Regions from separate parts of the Homo sapiens genome. Here region 1 is linked to region 2. Evidence: chromatin contacts called from ENCODE Hi-C or POLR2A ChIA-PET data. All regions are on one chromosome and are shown on one strand. Each heading gives the region's core, a stretch centred on a gene start or an enhancer-like site at or near the end of the contact. The rest is flanking DNA. Distances are from core to core; before and after follow the strand shown.

Region 1 (5,480 bases), core at 798-3,297, 180 kb after region 2:
ATGGGGCCTGGTGGGAGGTGTTTGAGTCTTGGAGGTGAATCCCTCATGAATAGATTAATGCCCTCCCTCAGGGGTGAATACATTCTCACTTTCTTAGTTTGTACAGAGTTCTTAGTTCTTAGTTCTCACTTCTTAGTTCTTAGAGAGTTGGTTGTTAAAAAAGAGCATGGTACCTCCCTTCTTCTCTTGTTGTCTCTCTCACCATGTGATTTCTTGCACTCAGGCTCCCCTTCACCTTCCACAATGAGTGGACGGAATCTGAGGTCTGTACCAGATGCAGATGCCAGTGCCATGCTTCTAATACAGTTTGTAGAACTATAAGGAAAATAATCTTCTTTCCTTTATAAATTAGCCTCAGGTAGTCCATTATAGCAACACAGAATAGACTAAGATAAACTCCTTATTTTTCAAATGAAGAAACTGAGGCATAACGACGATACAGGAATGGCCCAGTGGCTTAAAATCTAACAGCAGATTAACTTTCTGCAAATTGATTTGACAGTTATCTTTAAATATATATTCCTTCTAGAAAAGCAGACACTGCTGCTTCTGTCTCATATAATGGTCTCTTTATTTCCTATCGAGTCTCTCCAATGTGACAGGAAGTGGTTTTCCTAAAGCTATGATTAATAGCCTCTATGGTTTGTGAGGCACCGCAACTACACTGCAGGGAACAATACTCTAGTGCCCTCACAGAGTTTCTGAGCCTCCCACAGCTACTAATTTACTATGAGGGAGTAGTTTCTAACTCAAGAAGATTAGATTCTTCTTTATTATATCAGTATCCTTTTATTTTGTTAACCTAATGCCCTTAACATTTCCCACCATTATACTTCTTTCCTTTCTTTTATACCCAAAGTCCTTAAAATAAGTAGTGTATGCTTACCACCTCCTTTAACTTTCTCACTGTTTAATCTGCTTTTTGGCTGCTTTCCATATGCCAATATTCTGCACGTCAGGGACTTTCCTTTTAGACGAATTCAAATGTCTTTCCTTAATCTTCTCCCTCTTGATTCCTTGGTCATATTACACAAGTTTAACTCTTGCCCTTCTTGAAACTCTTCCATAATTTGGCTTCCATCATCCTGAACAACAAACTTTCCGACCAACACTGACCACTCCTCTAATTATAACTTATCCTCTTGTCTCTTTTCTGTGGGTATTTCTAAAGCTTACTGGTCTTGTTGCTCTCTTCTCTTGGCAAATTTATCTATGCTGATGGCTTCAGTGACCATGTCAATGTTAATGATCCCCAAATCTTGGTCTTTATTCCTGATCACTCATGAACCTTCTAATCTTATAACTCCACCTGTTCTCTTAGATCTTTGCTATATGCTAACTTATGTCTAAAGCCAAAGTCATTGTCATACTGACTAAATTGTGCTCCTCTCCAATATACCATTTTAAAAAACACTAGAAATTTCTTTTTTTATATGTCAAACATATAGTCATCTTTACTCCTACTTTAAAATGTATTTGAAGAAAGGATTATTCAATTGTATTATTTATTCTTTGTTTTCTTGGTAAATGCCTTCCTTTCTATTATCTGTTGTCATTACCTGCATCCATTCACCCACCCATCCATCCATCCACTCACCATCATGCCCTGGTTAATCTTCCTCCAGATAAACCTACTTATAAGTGATCTGTACAAAAAACCCGCAGTGCCAATTTTCACTTGATTAAGTATATTAAGTGTTCCTGAATATATTAAGCAGTTCCATCTGATATAACTGTTAGTTCTCATCTGCTTCTAACTTGAATTCTCTCTAAATTAAGCATCATGTGCCCTAGGCTGTGCTCTGTTACAAAAGGGTGGGATCGGTACAGTTGATAGCAGCTGTACTACGTCCTTTGTTTGTTCTTATTTGGGTTGGGAGCAGTTCCATGGGGAATAAAGAAGGTGGAGAGAAACATCCCACTACAATGATAGTTTATTTAATAATGTCCTCATGCCAAGGTCATCCTCACTCTTATGAAGTATTAATTCAAAATCTCTAGTTGTCATTTCTAGATTTTGCCAAAGAGTTACTTCCCTTCATGAGGCACAGCTTCCAACAATGTAGAGCCCTTGGCTGCTTTACTTGGAGAGTCTGGCTTCTGTGCCAAATATATGTATCATTCTGTGTACTTTCTAGCTGCAGTCTCTTTAAAAGCCAACTGTGGGTAATCATCTCAGGGAATAGGCATCTATGTTGTAACCCTTGAAGAATGTTAGCAATCTTTTATTTTTCTCCATAATTTTAAAGTCTTGTTTCATAAGCTTATTTATTCTCTGACTTCATTTGGCAAATATTGTTTGACAAATATTCTTGAGCTACTACCATTGGATACCAGGTATTTTGTTTGGTTCTGAGAATAAAATGTGAAATCTAATAGGCCCACACTGTGCCTTCATAGAGTGGGGAGGACAGATACCGGACAAACAATTACAAAGAAGTTTGAGGAGTATAATGAGGGAAGTACAGAGTTCTGTGGAAGCACTTGGTATTAGCATAGCTATCTCAGTTCCACTACTTGCTGGCAGAGAGATCATAATAAAGTTGCTTAACCACTCAAAGGTTCATTTCCTCGTATGTAAAACTGTGGCCAATAATAGCACCTGCTTCATAGATTATTTTTATTAGGATTAAATTTTTAAAAACACATTTAGCGCAGTATTTGGCACATAGTAAGTACCCAATAAATGTTAACTGCAATAATAAAATAACATTAATTTTACATTCCAAATCATTTTATTGCATTAATTTATACTTCTAAAACTTTAAAGTCGTTTTTTTTAATTCTCGGCAGCTATATTTTTTCACTTCTGACTCAAGGCTTTTAAAACTTCTTTATGTTTGTCTATTAATTCAGTTCCTCAGGCATTATTTTATTCAACAAATATTTATTGGGTGCCCACTATATACCAGACTCTGTGTCAGGCACTGATAATAAAATGCTGAGCACAACAAATAGGATCCTTTCCCTGAGGAGCTTACAGTCTACTGAAACGGATGGGCATTAAATAAACCATCACAGGAAGAAGTACAGGATCACAAATGGTCTCAACATAGGTGTAAGTACATTTAAAGAAAAAAAGATAATGATCTTTAACAGGGCAAAGGCAAATGAGATTCAAGCTATAAAATTAGAACTAGTCCTAATGTCATGAAAATATTATACTTTCTTCTAAAGCCCCAATCCTAAAATAATACGGATTAATCTTAAAGGCTAGAATATGTGTTTCCAATAAGCTACTTCTTTGCTCTATAAGGTAGCTGAAAAAAACATACTATTTATTACAATTTTGCAATGGGCTACATTATTCAAATAAGGACAGTTTAAACATGGTCACATCATTTAAAATGATAGCTACACGAAAACTCTGTTAACATTAGAAATATACTATTCTATTTCAATCCAACAATGCCAGCTGCAACATACATGTTTGTTTTGCCAGTGAAAACAAGCAGACACATTAATGAATACACTGATGTTTTATTTAATTTGTTTCCAGGCCCCAGCTCAAAGTGCTTTAAAATGTGGATTCTGGAATCTACCCTAACTGTGAAAACTGTGGCCAGTTACTTAGAATCTCAGTGCTCAGTTTCTTTATTTAGTAAAGTGGGGTTAACAATAGTATCTACCTGAAGTGTTAGAAGAGAATGTGACATGTGCCAGGTGTGGTGGCTCATGCCTGTAATCTTAGCTCTTATGGAGGGAGGGGTAGGAAGATAGCTGGAGCCCAGGAGTTTGAGACTTGCCTGGACAATATAGCAAGATCCTGTTCTCCAAAATAAGGAAAAAAAAGAGACAAAGAAGAGAATGTGACATGTATTGAGAACCCAGTAATACTATGAATGAAATGGTAGCTATTGACGCTAAGCTTAATTTTTTTTCTTTTTCTTTTTCTGTTTTTTTGTTTTGTTTCTTTTTGTTGTTGTTATTTTGTTTTGTGTGTGTGTGTGTGTGTGACAGAGTTTCGCTCTTGTTGCCCAAGCTGGAGTGCAATGCCGCGATCTGGGCTCACCGCAACCTCCGCTTGCTGGGTTCAAGTGAGTCTTCTGAGTCAGCCTCCCAAGCAGCTGAAATTACAGGCATATGCCACCACACCTGGCTAATGTTGTATTTTTAGTAGAGATAGGGTTTCTCCATGTTGGTCAGGCTGGTCTCGAACTCCCGACCTCAGGTGATCACCCCCACTTTGACCTCCCAAAGTGCTGGGATTACAGGCGTGAGCCCCCACACCCAGCCTCTAAGGTTAAATTTTTAAAAATGAAGGATATGACTTAGGGTGACCAGACTCCCTAAGTTGCTGGGGACTGTAGGGTTTCACCTGAGGAAGAACTTCCAGTGAGTCTCGTGAACCAATGATGAAATGTATGATGAATCAAGAATCATGATAAATCTAATTTGGAATACTTGAGGGTCATGAATTTTAGTCCTTGAATTTTGATTGGTTAACAATATTTTAGTGTTTGCCATATCCCAGAAGCAGAAAGCCAGGGAATAATAAATGCCGCCTCAAGCACACCTAGACCAGTCTACTCCTTCCTAAAATAGGCAGAATTTACCACCTATGCTTTAACAAAGGCTTGAATAAGCAGAGCATTTAGAGAGGAGAGTTCAAGGTAACAGAGAGACCACTGGTCTTTAGATATGTCCTAAGAGCATCCCAATAGGTATAGAATGGAGAATAATGCTAAATTAAATTCTGGCATTCTTGCTTTTTTCTTATTCTTCTCATGGAAGGTATATATATTATCTGATGTATTGCTTCCTTTATAAACCTTGAACCTTAATATGGTGTCTAGCAAATGTTTGGTTTTTAGCAACAAATTGTAGAGTTGAATATTTCTTAAGGCTGAAGAGATAAACTTTTTATATTCATTTTTTTCACTTTACAGATCAGTGCCTATTGCAAATTTATAGATCAATTTAAAGAGAATTAGAAAGTTCCAAAGTTTGTTGTCACACAATTGACTTTGCAGGTTGGTATTTATTTTATCAAACATCACTTACATGCCCTTTACAAATCTAGCTTTGGGAAATTACCGTGGTTAGTTTTCTTAGCTCATGCTTCACAATGTATGCAGTTTTGCCAATTGTTGTAATGTCAATATGGGAAATATAATATGCTAAATACAGCTACTGTATTTAGCAACTGTTCCAGTAAAGCATTCTCCAGCTGTCTGGGAGTCACAATCCGTAGTCTTAAATAGATGTATCTGTCATCAGTTTCATTAGCTTCGGATTATATGTATCATCTGTTGGTTTTGGGTGTAAACTGGCGTGTGCAAATGTTTTTCTCATAATATATTTTTTTAAAAGGCACACAATTCCATAGATATTCATTTTATTCCACAAATTCAGAATCCACAAATAATTTTGTATTTTAATTATATGTTATATTCTCATTTATTTGATATATTATTAATTATTATCATCTATTTCATTTATTATATCCATTATATTTTCATTTCTGATGCCAGAATCCA
Region 2 (4,856 bases), core at 69-2,568:
GAGAGATGGGCTAACGCTCAAAGATACCTCAGAAATGTGTACTTGGAAATAAAGAACATGTGTTTAATTTTTGACGTGGTCACTTTATTTGAAAATATTAAATTCTCATTTGTTAATTTTTTGGAAAATATTTATTGAACACCTACTCTGTGGTAAATATGACAGAAAATGTTTATACAGATGGTTATTTCAAAATGTAAGTGCATTAGAGATATTAAAATATGGCAAATTCAGAGCATAAATGAGGTGGGTACAGGGGCAGTATTTAGATGAGATGGTAGGAGGTAGAATTTAGACTGAAATCAAAAACCAGTTCTTTAAAAAATTGTGGTATTCCTACTATTAACACTGATGGCAAGCCTTATAACTCACTGGACACAAATGCATGTGAGGTCTTGTCACTTTGTTTCTTTTCCATGTAAGTCACTCTAGAATTGCCAGTGGTGGGTTATACAGGGGAAAAGAAATTATGAGAACCAGGCCCACATAAATATTTCTTCTCTTATTGTATTAATCACTTACCTACTGAACTAATTATCACTGCATGTGTTACTCTAATGTGATTAAACCATATTCAAACAGCATTGCTAATATCCCACGAGAAACTCAGTAAAACTCCCAACAGACCTAGGCAGTAAAAGGGAGCATCAATATAATCTTTTTCCCTGTTTTTACTTATGATGAAACAATACCATTTTGATTTTAAAATCATCTTGTTTTAGATTATGTATGAATGTAGTTATAGTATTTTTCACCAGCAACCGCTTGCCTTCTCTAAAGCTGACAATTCTTTTTTTTAGTATGAGGATTTAGATTCTATTTAAGTATTGTAACTATTAACAATAAAGTGACAGTTCCATCCAACAGCAGTCGTTGGGCACTTGCAATATACCATGTACTGTACCAGCACAAGATAAGACAAAAATAAAGTATCAGGAAAAAGGCTAGATTTCTTAAACCCACTTGCCCACGTCATCATGTTATATTTATGGGACCATGGCCACATACTGCCTAAACCCATTGAACCAAGAGTAAAATTTCCATTTCTACCTAGTCAACTTCAATCTATTAATGGCTCCTTTTTCAATGGGGAGAGTCTAGGTGCATTCACTTTAGATCATTATCTATGTTTGTGGAATCAATTTGTATCCATTTTAGACTATGGCCTATGCCAAGAAGAGGGGAGTTTATTACTTGCCTTCAGGGCTCTTGATTCATCTCCTTGCGTGAGCAGCCTGTGAGCCTGCCCAGTGTTTGAGAGGAAGCTCCTTGTATTGGAGCACATGTGGTTTGGCAGAGCCTGGTGTGAACATGTAAGTGCCAGTAACCAGTGCTGTGTTCCAACGCTGCATGCTCATTATAATCTCAGCCTGATCATTATCATGCCTCTGGCAGGGCCTGCTTCAAAGGAGCCTTGCTTGTGATTTGAGGGAAAAAAGCCAATAGAAGACACATCTAGAAAAACTGGTTGGCATTGCTTTGTGTGATTCAGCCCTGGATTATTCCTATAAAGGAAGAGAAGGCAGAGGAGGATGGTCTCAGACAATGCACCGTCATTACAGTTGGACGATATTGGGATGTTTCTGCTTCACATAAGCTTTTAAATAAATGCATATGCATTTATCCCATGATTGCCATGTGCAAACCACCGTGGAGGATCATGAAGATGTAAGACAAACATCCTGATCTTTGATGAGCTACAGTTTCATTGGGTAGACATGATCAATATACAGGAAAGAGGACAAAAAATGAGAATTTATGATAATGAAATAACTAATGAGGTTCATACTGTAATTGCTAGGAAGGCTCAGGCAAGAACTTTATTTTTTAAGGTTTACAGTGTACTTGCTTCATGTTTTGGATCAAGCAGAAGCACCACAAAATGTTTTCATAGGTAAATCAAGGGCAATAACATATTCATTCAACAAATACTTCTTGATGAAAGACTGACTTAATATTCACTCAGAGGTAGATTCCATAGAGTTAGAACCTAAGAGGAAATCTATTGTGACATATATTACTTGTGATATGCCAAGGCTTTGTTTTGCAAATTAAAATTCTTACAGTGCTAGACAGGGTGAAGGGTGATGACAGTAGCCACTGAGGCAGCCACTAATCAGCTCTAGTTCATTGTCATCAAAGATGAACGCAAGCTTAGTGTTGCTGAGTCTTCATATCATTTCAAGTGAAGCCAGAAATAAGAATTCTGAAATTCCCTAATATATAAAGCATTCATTTGTGGGTTGGGAGGAAGTGGTGGCTGTGGGCATGTGCCTGCTATTTCCAAGAGCCATCAATGTGCGGTGCTCTTGGCAGCAGTAGATCTCCATCCAGCTTTCCTCACCAGCTCTGGGCATCAAGGACAGGATTGTAATGTGTTTTAAGAAAACACTGCACTGGAAACATGCTAATCAATATGTAAAGTACCCAACCACTCCATACTAGATGTAAAATAAGAGATGTATTTGAAGGGGTTTTGGAAGCAAACATCTAAATGGGAAATAGAAGCAATTATCTTTCTAAATATCATCCTTAATAGTTTTTTCAATTTGGAAAAAAAGAAAAAAAAGCTGTAGCTGCCTTTTCTTGTTAGAAGTCTTACATGAGCTAATCTTTCTGATTTGCACAGATTACTATGTGGCAAAGCCTTGCAACTTGCTTTAAGCTTCTGTGTGTCAGGAAGGTAAGCAGGGATTTCAATTCTCTCATGGGCTCTTGAGTGGATAGAAGTGTTGAGTAACAAAACACACCTTTTCTTTGCACCTGCTTTAACTGAAGAATTCAGGAGGCTAAAGAAATCGGCTTCCCTTCCTTTCCCCATTCTGTAATTTTTCATCCACCAAATAGGATTGGATAATCAAAATAAATGATATGAGACCCTCATTTCACATTTTATGATAATATCCTCCAAAGGATGCTTGTTCACTCTTAACAGTATCTCTTGGTTACCATGACAAGGAAGAATGGGAAAACCACTCTCACATTGAAAGGAATCCCTTGTTTGTTTCGTTGTTTTGTTTTGTTTTGTTATTGAGTTGTACTACTGTTAACAAAAGACATCACAATGAAGCACATCTCATCTAATAACCCTTGTGTAGCTCTAGTCATGTTAGTGGTTCTGTAGCCCTGGTGCCATCCAAGCTCCCCAACAGAATCTCCCATTGCCACTGAAGTCCAGAGACCCAGAATGTGAAGTAAAACTGGTCCACAAAAGAAGCTGTTTTTCGTGGCCACACTGCAATCTCTGACATTCAGCAATTATCTAGGATCAGGCAAATGGGCAGAGAGGGACTCCTTCCCCTCCTGGTATCCTAAGTGACAGCTGCTCCATGTCACCAAAGCTCTTTTTTTTTTTTTTTCAGATCAAATCCCCACTTCATGAAAACTAAAATTTAAATTAAAATGTCTGTTTTGGGGGATGGATTATAATTATATTTCTATTCAATGATTCATATATAATCTTTGGTCTTACAGAAATATCTTAAAACTTCCACATTTTTCATCAATATTTTTCTAGCAGCATAGGGTTTGTGTTCAGCCATTTGTGAAGACTTTTACACATAATTATTTTTCATTTGAAATGCCTTCTGAGAAGAATAATAGTAAAAGTATGATTAATTAAACAATTACAGAGTGAGTCAATTTCTTGATTTCAGGTTTCTGATGAAGATAGAATTCTCCCCAGCCAAATTTCCAGTGAACTCTCCAAATTATTAGAATCAGGGGAAATACATTTTTATTTCTGGAACCAATATTAAAGGTAACTCATATTAGCTAGATTTTTCTCTGAGAATGAACTAAGTTTGCAGGAACTCCATATATATGTGTGCATAGATAGATAGATAGATAGATAGATAGATAGATAGATAGATAGACAGAAAGACGGACAGGCAGACAGATAATCTCCAAGAAGCCCCGAAGAAACCTGCCTGCTGCATTTCTGCATTGCTTTCAACCAAAAGCCCTGTGGGAATAAGGCAATACCAACACTGTGATGCATGATTGGTCTCAACCAGTATTTAAACAAATGAAGGTCTGGGAGGAGACAGGATGTGGGAGAGACCCCCACCACAAGCCCACCACCTTCACCTGTTGACATTAAAATATCCTCAGCTCCCAGGTCTGTGTTTTCAATTCATGTATATTAAATGATTCAGAGTCTGGCAGGAGGAAACACTCGTAGGAGTGTTTTGTTTAGTTGTGTTTCGTAGCTGCGATGTTTTGAAAATCAGGTTTTTTTGAGAGCACATAGCTAGATAACAAAACTGGCACAGAGTTCCAGGGTTGAAGACAGAGAAACTGAGAAACAAGCCATGGGACCTGGATTATGTGGGTCATACGGACAAGAATGCATGCGTGGTATCTTCTCACAGTGTTCAGGGACTTGTTATTGCTGTCACTGTTTTTAAATGTGATTTCTGTACAGATTCACTCAGTGTGACTACATCTGGATTGTTCAACATTGTTCAGTATTTCCTCTTATGACCTTAAGAAGAAGAATAATTTTGTCAAGGAAAGTGCTAAATTAATAGGGTATTTTTAATGTACTTAGACTTTGAGAAATTTTTGATGATTTCTGAAAAGTTTAATAATGCCATCTTAGGCAGAGAATAGTTTCTCATACATCCATGAAGAAAAAAAAATGAATTAAAACTCAAATCTTAAGCAAACATAAAGGATGAATTTATTTAATATCACAAAGAGTAAATTACCATTTGTTCAATGGTAATAATTGCTTTAGAGGGGGAAAAAACAGGATAGAAGGACTAGCAAGTGCCTGAAGGGTAAGGATTGTGGGGTGTGGTTTATAATTTTAAAGTGGCTGTTTGGCCTGCAGGGTGGCTCACGCCTGTAAT

What was found. Hi-C counts contacts between places; a loop is a spot of excess contacts on that map. ChIA-PET counts read pairs that join two places held with the same protein, here RNA polymerase II (POLR2A).
Region 1: a loop to region 2 is called in a map of aorta, with 2.0 times the contacts of the local background. The contact joins two enhancer-like sites. A Hi-C loop is called at or near these places in 2 of 168 maps with a recorded cell type or tissue (PC-3 and aorta). POLR2A ChIA-PET finds 5 or more read pairs at or near these places in 1 of 52 experiments (A673).

Annotation. Positions count from the first base shown.
Region 1 is chr7:17,274,109-17,279,588 of GRCh38, forward strand. All of the region lies in intron 5 of LOC101927609 (a long non-coding RNA gene), which reads right to left. Among named protein-coding and RNA genes, the nearest start is that of AHR, 22 kb to the right of the region's middle. Within about 2 kb of position 2,048, at least 3 of the 41 ENCODE cell types and tissues checked have a DNase peak (open chromatin) inside an H3K27ac peak, as active enhancers do; they include PC-3, where a contact is called at or near this core.
Region 2 is chr7:17,093,858-17,098,713 of GRCh38, forward strand. The region is part of intron 1 of LOC124901596 (a long non-coding RNA gene); the gene reads right to left. Among named protein-coding and RNA genes, the nearest start is that of AHR, 200 kb to the right of the region's middle. RefSeq lists an enhancer at 1,155-1,299 and a cis regulatory region at 1,227. Within about 2 kb of position 1,319, at least 2 of the 41 ENCODE cell types and tissues checked have a DNase peak (open chromatin) inside an H3K27ac peak, as active enhancers do; they include PC-3, where a contact is called at or near this core.